2 separate regions of the Homo sapiens genome follow, and region 2 is linked to region 1. Evidence: chromatin loops called from intact Hi-C (ENCODE). Cell type or tissue: Panc1. All regions are shown on one strand. Links, peaks and the distances in the headings refer to the core of each region. The heading gives the core; the rest is flanking DNA.

Region 1 (6,036 bases), core at 623-5,622:
AAAAAACACAACTAATATTCAAAGAGCACTATTGTAAGTGACATTCGCCTGTGCCCATATGTTATGCTTGTGCTTTGCTTGGCAATTAGTGGTTCACAGATGTCAACCTACATGGTACTTTGATAACAAGTTCAATCAATCCTGATCAAGACTTTCCCAACCTGTGAATTTATCAATGTTAAACAGAGCCTTTGAAAATATAAGCCTTCCTCCCTTCTCCCAAACACACACGTACTGTAGCCTAGAATTATTTGCACAGCAACTTTTATAATAAAAGGCTCAGTCTTGGGGTGAAGGGTGATAAGGAGGTTGGAGAAAGGCTAGAGAGCAATAGCATTTCAATCAATACTATTAAATATAAGAAACTGGGTTTTGGTAACATGAACAATAGCAGTTATTTCCAGATACTTAAAATGTGAAGTCTCCAGAATATACTACAGTTTTGGTTACATTTCTCAGAGAAGAAACTACTAAAACAAAAAAGGAAATAAAACACTGAAGATTTACAGGATAATTAAAGAATTAATGTATCAAATAATATCAGTTCCTTAGAAAATGACTGTTTAAAGCTGGATGGTCTTTTAATTGATCAAAATAAGGATTTGCAATTGTGTTACGTGTTTAGTATAGGTCTGTATGAGTCTATCTGTATGAAGACCTCTATACCCTCAGATATACTATCAGCTGAGTTGATGAGGATCCTGACAATTGACTTTTTAAAGCATATATAAACCTTTAACACCCTTTGACTTTGAGAAAAATTTGTTATTCGTGTTCTTTAACAAATAGTGGGCTGGCTAGCTATAAAATCAAGAATTTGCAGTGGGAATAATCTTCTACTGAGAGTTAGAATTTAATATTTACAAGTAGTCATTGAAGGTGCAGCCACTCCACATTGCCTTTTAAAAAATATAAATAAGGAAAAATGATACAATTATGCTATTTTCAGGTGTCATTGGACAGTTAGGTTTTATCGAGAAAGTAGTTTGAATCATGTAGTCCAAACAGGGAGAGAAAGAAAGATGCTACAGAAATAGCCAATAAGCAAATAATTTTGGCTTCAAATCACACTGCAAACATAGTACATAATACATACTTTGGCATAAAAGAATTATAGAATCATAAAATTTAAAAAACTATAAGGCTAATGTCCAGTTGATCATTTTGTTATCTCAATGTCATATAATTCTTTTCAAATCACACCCTCTGTCAGATATTTTTTGAATTAAAAATAAGACACATCTCACTATATCCACATAGTGGCCCATCTAAAATATTCTGTGTTGCTTTAATGTATTAAAAGTTTGTTCAGGCCGGGCGCGGTGGCTCACGCCTGTAATCCCAGCACTTTGGGAGGCCAAGACGGGCGGATCACGAGGTCAGGAGATCGAGACCATCCTGGCTAACACGGTGAAACCCCATCTCTACTAAAAATACAAAAAAAAGTAGTCGGGCCTGGTGGCGGGCACCTGTAGTCCCAGCTACTCGGGAGGCTGAGGTAGGAGAATGGCGTGAACCCGGGAGGCGGAGCTTGCAATGAGCCGAGATCGCGCCACTGCACTCCAGCCTGGGCGACAGAGCGAGACTCCGTCTCAAAAAAAAAAAAAAAAAAAAAAAAGTTTCTTCAGTTCTAAGCGGTGATTTTTAAATGTCAAAGAAATACAGTCCATAGAAAGAGAACTCACAGTTACTACACTACATTTTTGTGTGATATTTAGGTTACAGTTTTATTGTTTTCACACTGATTTTTCTCACTTTCATTTCAGCAGAGATATTTTGTGCATTTTATATTAACAGTTCACTTGGAGAAATCACTCTAATATTTGGAGCCGATTCCCTACAGATACATTCTTTAAACATTCTGTGCAGATAGGATTTGATTGTTCATATTGCATGTTATCTTTTCTTGATCTTATTACTCTGGCCTGTACAGGCATTCAGTGGAACCCATGAAGAGAGTACAGACAGCTGACTGGATGAAGAAGACATTGGGGAAAAAAACTCCCATTGTTTAGATTTCTGTCAGAGGATATAAGAATACTTAATTTCTTTTATCTCTAGGGCTTTCATTATCATTTAAATTTCATTTTACATTAATTGATCAGGGATTAGTAAAGCCATTATGCAGAAATTAGAATAAGACAAGCCAGATGGAATGAATAATTCATGAAGTCCAATTACGTTTTATTTCTGGTGTACTTTCAAACTTGCCTCTGACTTCTGTGCTATTTTGATGTGACAATATTCACTGGAAATCAAGAGTGCCATTTTAATTTATTGTATCCCTCTGGAGTGGAAGCATTTGTATGCACTAGGGGTATGTTAACGCATTTCCACACACACACCCCAACACCCAAAAGTCAATTTTGGGGGTTTTGAAAACACTGGGTGATCTAGGAATACTGTTCATTTTGTACAGAGGTTCAGGGGCACTTCAATGAGCCACACCAGTTCAACTGATTGGGGTGAGCTGACCCTATGCAGAGAGACTAAAGGCGTAGGATCGCGAAATGATTACCTCCTGGAAGAGCAGTAATCCTCTTTAAAATATTTGCACGCATTCCTCTCTGCAAAAGAACCCTTAAAATGTGAATTTGGCCTAGAGTTGGACTGGAGGTAGCAGCAGCTGTTGCAGCTACAGACGAGGACCACGAGGTGGCAGGGGTTGCCTTCAATGAAAGGGTTCGGGGCGGTCGGGACCGCCGGGGCTTCAGAACATCCCCGCGGGTCTGAGCCGGGCCGACCACGGTTGGGTTTAGGCTCCGAGCATCTCGCAAAGCGTTGCCGGGCGAGAATTCCGAACTAATGGAAAGTCCGGTCCACCTGTCTGGAATGTCTCATACAACTCTGTTGTCTGAAACCGCCTCCCCACCCCCGGTCCCAGCCACCAGCCCCTTGAGAGGCCCCCTCTCCCCCCGGTATTTATTTATGCCACTGGACAGTTCTAGTCACATTAAAGCTCCGGTTCACCTTCTCGAGGACTTTCATCTCGGGAAGTTTTATGACACTTTGTGAATGTGCAAAGTTTTTAATTAGGCTCTCTAGACAGCCCGAGGCAGCAGCAGCGCCACAAAGTCTTCACGGTCTCTCTGCTTTACAGCACAACAAGCCGCTCTACTCCTTTGAAGACAATGCAGACTATGTGTACGATGTCATGTGGTCCCCCGTGCATCCTGCGCTTTTTGCCTGCGTGGACGGGATGGGGCGCTTGGACCTCTGGAACCTCAACAATGACACCGAGGTGAGCGGCGGCTCAGGCGCCCGGGCCGGAGGGCTGGGAGGGGGGCGCAGTCGGCCACTCGCAGTCTCTCCCTCTTTCTCCAAAACGGCCTTTTTTGGACAGACCTTCCAACTGCAGCAGGGCTGCCGGCCCCCATTCTTGACTACCCTGAAGGGAATTGGCAGATGCATTGGCCAAAAATCACTTAATCTCCCTTCATCCCTAAACGGTGGCTGCTCTCGGACAATTAACGACCCTTTTTTGCAAAGAGCAAAACGTTATGCGTTCACACCTTTCCCTATGGGACAGGACACACAGGCATTTGTCAGAGCCGTGTTGAAATAACTTTATAGGCAAATACTTGGAAAAGAAAGCTTTTGTGGACGTCGATTTTTAGATTGGGCTTTTAAAAAGGGCTATTTGTCAGTGTTTGCTACTTGTACCGTTTCTATTTTGAATCCACAAAAGACGATTCTGTTGACTATTTTATGTTTAGATCTCTCATCCATTTGATTTGTACCAAGGTAAATATTCCTTGTCTAAGATATCAAATTCAGAGGCAGACTTTTACAACAGTCTCCAACTTTAAACATGAATATCAAACTCAGTATTTTTTTAAAAATAGATTTTAACATGTCACATTTACAGCAAGTGAAAATACCCATTTATTTTAAAAATCAGCCAGTAATAAATACTGTTTTTAAATTATGCTATAAAAATTTATGTTTTAAAAACTATGCCACATGCATTGTTCCTTTTTGCCAGTCTAGCAAAATTACTGAGTTGCTAATTCAGCTACTTGGATTTTTTTTTAACATAAATATTATTGTCCTTCAACTTTATAAAATAAAATGGTCTCTGCATCACTTCTTGGTTTCTGATTCAAGAAAGCTCTCTATAAATAAGAATGGACAGGTAAGAGGAACAAGTGCTGCGAACTATATGTCAAGTGGAGAACAACAAAAAGGTCTTTTGAAGTGTTTTGAGCAGGAAACAGCTCAGCCTTTTTAATTAGGAAGCCCACAGCTGGAGGATCTGAGGAGGAGCACACTTCCCTAGTATTTGTGTGTGTGTGTGTGTGTGTGTGTGTGTGTGTGTGTGGGAGGGGGCAGGGAAATATTCTTCAGGTGTTATTATTAAGTCTTTGTATCTTCAAGGGTATATACACCTATAATTGCTGCCAAGTAGTTATCTTTTAAAAATCTTTCAATTTGAGTCTATTTTTGCTTTTAGCTACAAGAATTCTGTGACAAGAATGAGTTAGGTAATGAAGCATCTTTGAAAATAATCAAAAGGCATGAGTATGTGAAATGTCCCATCATTTGGATGTTGAAATGTTTATAACATTATTGTTTTTAATAGAAAGATGTTATTACCCTACATTGTAAGGGTTTCCCAGAGTCTTCATCACTGTTTATTAAAATCATATTGCTTCTATTTGCTAGGAGAAATTCATTCATTTAAAGCAACCAAAAAAACTAACATTTTCCTGATTGACTTAGGAGACCGCTGTAGTAGAAATCCAGCTTAGTTGAGATGTTTAAGTGATACCCAACTACAATGCATATGAAGGGAGTGAGTGTTCTACAAACTCCTTAACAATTCCTATGTAACTGTTTTTCTTTTAAATTTTTTTTAGGTAAAATGAAACTAATGTCTCAACATTGATAAATATAATTTTTTCCCTTCTCTTTCTCTAGATATCAAGAGACAACCACATAAGAGTTTCATAGCTAAACATTTTTTAAAAATCATTATTGGTCATGCAAACTGTTTAGTTTTGTGGTAAACATAATTCTGCTTTAACAATAATAGTAGAGATACATTGAGTCCAGCTCAAATCCAGTAATGAACCGAACACTTTTTAAAACCTTCAAATCATTTTTGTCTTCTGGCAAGTTGAACAAGATTTTTCTTAAAAATTAGATTTCTTAAAAAAATCTGAATTATCAGTAGAGCAGTATGTTTGGTTGTTGTTTTTATTATTACATTTTTGGACCAGGTTATTCCAGCTGTTCCTATGCAAGGATAGTTCATATTTCCCACCTCAGTATTTCTGATTTCTACTGCTTAATGTAATAATTTATGATATATAAATCTTGCCTTTGCAATTAAAATGATTGAGCCAGGAAAACTGTGGAAATATTTGTGAAACAAAGTACAGTATAAGAGACAGAGAGAACATATGAATTGTTTTTTATTATTCATCAACTTTTGAAAGGTCATTACTGATCGGATTAATGCAAATATATTTTGTCATTTTCTTCATGCATTTATGAATTTTCTAGCGCATAATATAGGCTGTGATCATTATTTTCTATCATTTGTAATATATATGAAAAGAAACTATTTTTAAATGTTTAAAATATTGTTTCACTTTGTTATAGTACTTATATTCCAAATAAAAATTCTTGAAAATGTATTAGGTATTATTTTAAATGTGTCACAATGTCAGTTTATTTTCAGTGATTTTTTTGTTATATTCGTATTAAGATTAAACATTTTATTCTATTTTTAAGATTGTTCATAGATTACCTAATTCTATTCAATATCAGATTGTTCATGGAATTAGGTAATAGAATTAAGCAAGAATCCTGTATGAACCTTCTAAATTATGGTATTAAAAATTAACTTTGAAGAGTCTATAGTTGAATCACAGATTTGTTTTCTGGGCAGCACAGTCATAATAAAGTGTATTGACAGCATTATGATCCATCTAAATTCACATTGTTTCAGCCTCTGAAAGATTTGGTTAAAAATTCAGACTCTAGCTTGCACAGCAGGTACTTTTATTATAGAAATTGTGTATTTTTAAA
Region 2 (6,036 bases), core at 431-5,430, 990 kb after region 1:
TTCCATTACTGGGTATATACCCAAAGGAGTATACATCATTCTACTATAAAGACACATGCACATGTATGTTTATTGCAGCGCTATTTACAATAGCAAAGACATGGAACCAACCCAAATGTCATCAATGATAGACTGGAGAAAGAAAATGTGGTACATATACACCATGGAATACTATGCAGCCATAAAAAGGAATGAGATCATGTCCAGGGACATGAATGAAGTTGGAAACCATCATCCTCAGCAAACTAACACAGGAACAGAGAACCAGACACCACATGTTCTCGCTCATAAGTGGGAGTTGAACAATGAGAACACATGGACATAGGGAGGGAAACAGCACACACCTTTGGGGAATGGGGAGTGACAGGAGGGAAATTACATGAGGGTCAATAGATGCAGCAAACCACCATGGCATACGTATACCTATGAAACAAACCTGCACGTTATGCATATGTATCCCGGAACTTAAAGTAAAATAAAAATTCATTAATTAATGATGTACTTTTTCATATCTTCTTGGTATGTATAGAGAGGTAAAGTTTTGTGGTCATTTAATTTCAAGTTGCATGGATGCTGCTCAGAGAATCTGTCAGCCAAGATCTCTCCCTTGTGATGAGTTAGGTAGACAGAACAGAAAGCTTTCTTTAGAGGCTATGAGAGGAGAAAGAAGAGTATTCTCCTTTTGTAGATCCACAGTGTCCTCACAAAGCTGGCTGTTTGCACACTGCTGGACCAGCACATCCTGTCTGGGACTTTGAAGGTCTTTGCCCATTACCCTGAATCTATAATGCCTGATATTCTGAAATCATGGTGTGAGATGAGTCTCACTGATTTTGTGCTCTTAAGATTCTGGTTGAGGAAGTCACTATGCAGTTCTCTAAGGGATGTAGAAGTCTGGGAGAAAAGTATCGCATGGAAACCTGCTCATGTATGTCTCCCAAAGTTCAGGGGCAAAAAATCAGGCTTGGAACCATCACAAAAATTATTTCTAATAAAATAACTGTACTCACTTACACAAGTTTGAAGGACAATAATGCATCTTTTTCTTTAATCACCTTAAATCAATAAAATAGTAGTTTGTGATATCCTTATCTTTAACTCTTTTATGATGTTACCATCAGTGATAGAAATAAGAACTAGAATGCTTCTGTTACCCCAAGAAAGCAGGAGATGGAAAAAAAATCCAGATGCTTAAGATTGCAGGCTTAAAAAATTCTTGCTTACATTTTAGTGTGCAGTTAGCTTCTGACCACCTTAATTTAAATAGTATCTTTGTGGGGTAGAAAGAAACCCCAGGAATTTTGGTTAAATACAGCTCAGTTACTATAGAAGACGGTCATTAAATATTTTATAAGGTATTTTATGTAGCATGTATTTACAAAGGGTACATACAGTGCTACTTAAGAGCCCCTATTATGTACACAAAACATGTTGTTATAGGATGCTATGTTCAGATCATAAGCTACAGCCTAAACATCTAAAATAATTAAAATATCCAAAATCTATTTAATGGCGTGGCATTTAGGACTGTGTAAACACGTAAGAAAGTGTGCTTTGGGCTTCCAAATAATCCACTGTATTAAAAGCTACATTCTAAAACAGTGAACAGAGAACTCTGGAGTTCTGCTGTCACAGTAAACCTGTGCAACTAAATCAAACACTCCTGGTCAGATATTAAATGATTAAAACATTTCCAAAATCACTTGAAAAAGAACAAATCCATCACATCATTATAGCTAAGTTTACTGCTTAAGAAGCAATACGGCCGGGCGCTGTGGCTCACTCCTGTAATCTCAGCACTTTGGAGGCCGAGGCGGGCGGATCACGAGGTCAGGAGATGGAGACCATCCTGGCTAACACAGTGAAACCCCGTCTCTACTAAAAATACAAAAAATTAGCCGGGCGTGGTGATGGGCGCCTGTAGTCCCAGCTACTGGGGAGGCTGAGGCAGAAGAATGGCGTGAACCTGGGAGGCGGAGCTTGCAGTGAGCCGAGATCGCGCCACTGCACTCCAGCCTGGGCGACAGAGCAAGACTCTGTCTCAAAAAGGAAAAAAAAAAAAGAAGCAATAGCACAGCCCTGCCTACAGTACCTCAGAAAACCCAGTGCTAACGAATTGTTACGAACCCAGTGTAACGAATTGTATTAAGAAGCAAAAATGCAAAAACAGCAGCCTGATTATTTTTAAAATTATAACATACCCTCAGGTAAGTAGCTTGAATTTGCCTCCCGGGCAGAGATTGGATGTGGAGGAGAGCTGAGTTGGGAAGCATTTTGGCTGCAAGTATTAGAGATTTTAAATTTTTCTCCTGAACTGAAAAAGTTCCATTGTAAGCCCACTGAATACTGTGCATCTAACCTTGAGGCAACCTAGCAACAGTGACATCTAGTGGTCACACTAATTGCATCTCCTCACCTCTCTTCCTCCCCAAACCCTTCCCAAAAGAGTGATATCAGAGTTAAGCATTTAAAGTTGAATCTCTCTGCTAATATCTACCCTTAAATGGTCTTTCTGGGTCTCTAAGTTGTTTCAAATACAAGTATTGATAGATCAGGGCTAAAATGTTTAACTGAGTCTTTCTTTGATTTGTATGAAAGTCACCTTGCAATATAGCAAAAGGAGAACAATCGGGCCCAAATATTAAAAAAAAAAAAAAAAAAAAAAAAAGACAAAACAAGTCTGACAGCCCGAAGATCTTCGTCATGATTAGAACGCTCAGAGTTGCTTTGTCCTGCTCCTATACTCCATCACACAGAAGGCTGCCACCAGACTAATCTCCCCAAATAGTAACTGTCATCAATGCTTCAGTTGTCCCCAGCTGCCCACCACATTGAATTCATACGTACCTGCCTGGCTTTCAAAGCACTCATAAGAATCACCCACTGTACTTATTTCTAACAATTCCTCATTTCTCTACTCCAGCCAAGTTAGTTTCTTTTCTGTTCTCTGGATCCATCATAGTCCTTTCTCTTTTCTTGCCTTTTTTCCTCCTTTTCTCGCTCCTTTCTTCTCTGATATCTATTTTTCAAAGCTCATTTTAAGTTCATCCCTTCTACAAAGCCATATCTTCATTATTGCTCAAGCCTATGCCGACCTCTCATTTCTCTGAATTTCCATTTCATTTACACTTAGTACCACTCAGTGAAGCATTAAATGGCTTCACTGGTGTTTCAGGCTTCTTGGTCTTGTCTCATCTGCAAGTTTTAAAACTCTGCCAAAGCAAGAGTTGATATCTTATATGTCTTTTTGTATTTTCCATAGTCGTTTATTTTGTTTGTTTGTTTTGTTGCTGTTGTTGTTTAAGACGGAGTTTCGCTATTTTACCCAGGCTGGAGTGCAATGGCACCATTTCTCCTTGCTGCAACCTCCACTCCCCAGACTCAAACGATTCTCCTGCCTCAGCCTCCCGAGTAGCTGGGATTATAGGCATCTCCACTACCACACCTGGCTAATTTTTACATTTTTAGTAGAGATGGGGTTTCGCCATGTTGGCCAGCTGGTCTTGAACTCCTGACCTCAGGTAATCCATCCACCTCGGCCTCCCGAAGTGCTAGGATTACAGGCATGAGCCACCATGCCTGGCCCATAGTTTTTAAATGATGTAACATATCTAAAACAAATCCTCATCTAAACCATTCCTTAATTTCTCCTCAAGTTTCAGTGGAACAACTCTATCTCTTCTTGTCCAACTAGTTGGTGGACTCTAGTTTTTAGTAACTGTTAGTATAATGTTAAGCTGAGATACGAAACAATAAATAAGCCTTATACCAACTTGAGTTGTTGTAAAAATGTATTCCCAGAACATTTTCAAGGGAACACCAACATAGAATGAATTATTTTACAAACATTAGATACTATACAACAGAGCAAAATGACAAAATAGTGTGGAAATCTCTCTTTGTATTTGAAAAGCTCTATTTCCCTTCCTTTAGGAAGATCATCTACTATCTACTCCAAAAATGTTATCCTATATCTGTAACTCAAGTTCTGTTCACTATTGTTTGATGGCTCCCTGCTTTTCAAATCGATGGTACACTATCATGGATTATCTAAGGAACACCGAGTGCCAAAATAAATTCCTAGTTTCTATTATGTTTTAAATAAAGGGAACTTACATATCAGAATTTGGATAAATAATATTTAAGATTCTATTCCATATCCACTAAGCATTGGCCGGGTTAATACCACATTGGTTAAGATTCAACTGAAGGATTGAATTTTCTCCTGGTCACCACGTTTTTAAAGAGACAGACAAATTGGAGAGAGTTCAGAGGGGAAGAACAAAAATGATCAAAGGTTTGGAAAATCAGCTCTGTGAGGAAAGGTTAAGAGAATAAGGCCTGTTCTGCCTAGAGAAGAGAGAACTGAAGGGCCATAATAACTCTCCAAAATACATAAAAGAATGTTTCCAGGAGGAAAGGGACCAATTATCCTCATTAGTCAACAAGGATAGGACTAGGGATAATGGGACTTAAGTTGCAGCAAAAGGAAGAAAAAAAAAGATTAAATATTATGAAAACCTTCATTTCAAGGCTAGGCCTAATGCTTTTTCTGAGTTAGGGATAAAGAAATCGTCCCTCTGTGATGATAGGGAAAATATCAGAAAATTATCAGAGAAAACCTTGGCAACTCAAGAATTATAAAGGAAAAAAAGATGAAATTTTGATGTTATGCTTAAAATGTGCATAACATTCTCCACTCAAACCCAATGAGGTAGTTATTTTCACCAAAAACCATAAAAATACATACAGAACACATAAAAACAAAGATGCACAGACAAACAAATACAAATGAAGAAAGACAATTACCTATTCCCATACTCTCTTGGCTCATCTTTCACAGGATTAATGCATAAAATAGGTTTTATCTTAAAATAATAAAACATTAGTGCCCTTTGTTCCTTGATTTAATATAGTCATCATATTAAAAAGTGGTGGAACTGATAGAGTTTTAAATACAGATAAATCAAGCATGCATAAAATAATGATGGAGTGGAAGAAAATATAATACATCTGAAAAAAATCAGCATTCATTTGCATATGATTTGTTTTTGTTGCATGTCATTTACCTTGGTATATTCTTAAGGCCCTACTTCTCTGAGAAGGTGGGAATTATCCAGTTGAATGCATTATCTTCATTCCTTTATATCTCAGCACAACTCTGATTGTCAGTCTCCATTTCTCCATTGCTTTCTTCTCTCAATGCATATTTATTGATAACCTGCTGTTTGACCAGGAACTAGGCCAGTGTTTTCACTCACCTTTATTCAATCAATCATTCAATCATTTAGCCAATGAATATTTATTGAATGTCTTCCATATCCTGGGCACCTTGATAAACACTCTGGCTAAGGCTGAGGACAAGACATACTTTGTCCCTGCCCTCATGGAGTATACATTTTGACATAAACAAATACATATGATGTATGAGGAGTGTTGAGGAGGGGAAGTAAAGGGTGCTATGAGAGCACATAGCGGGAGAACCTAAGTTAGTCTAGGGAACACTGCCTTACAAATGAAAGTTAGCAGGTAAATAATGGGGTGTGGGTAGAGGAAGGGGCAAGTATTCCAGGTAAACTGGTAGAGGAATAGCATGTGAAAAATTTCAGAAAGAAGAGAGACAGCAATGGTGTTTATGAATTTATATATTTTATGAAATTACCTTAACCAGCCTTTTCTATAAAGTGAGATTGGGCAGTACAGTAACTATGTCTGTACTTGGAAACATTGAAATTATCTATAATATTTTTCATTTTTAAGATGTCAGTGATTATATGATGAACTGCCATTTTAATCATAGTTTTTTGGGTTTGAAAAACACCTCTACGTTAAAATGGGAAAATAATGTGTCTTGAATATATTTGCACTTGGTTTTACAAAATGGGATCTTACCATATACATTGTTCTGAAACTTTATTTTTTGGAAAATGATCATATTTTCATTATTTGGGGATAAATTTGATTTTCAGACACAAAAATAGTCATTTGGCACTTGGTCTTTTGATGGTCAAAAACAAAAAAACAATACTAGCTAAT

What was found. Hi-C counts contacts between places; a loop is a spot of excess contacts. Peaks named below come from ENCODE experiments on the same cell type or tissue, not always from the same donor. Only the 100,000 strongest peaks of a DNase experiment are listed, where the experiment ranks them.
Region 2: a loop joins it to region 1, with 9 times the contacts of the local background. A loop is called at or near these places in 11 of 110 quality-filtered maps.

What each region holds. Positions count from the first base shown.
Region 1 is chr7:96,072,957-96,078,992 of GRCh38, forward strand. It overlaps DYNC1I1 (dynein cytoplasmic 1 intermediate chain 1), which reads left to right. Exons shown (of 17, transcript NM_001135556.2): 15 at 3,101-3,241. Among named protein-coding and RNA genes, the nearest start is that of MIR591, 140 kb to the right of the region's middle. RefSeq lists enhancers at 2,821-3,428, 2,821-3,088, 3,068-3,241. In Panc1, for the core only: CTCF peaks have their summits at 2,653 (motif pointing right) and 2,860; no DNase peak of the experiment used is centred there; H3K4me3 peaks cover 1,258 bases.
Region 2 is chr7:97,062,784-97,068,819 of GRCh38, forward strand. No RefSeq gene overlaps it. Among named protein-coding and RNA genes, the nearest start is that of DLX5, 41 kb to the left of the region's middle. In Panc1, for the core only: CTCF peaks have their summits at 2,387 (motif pointing left) and 2,600; a DNase peak (open chromatin) is centred at 2,388.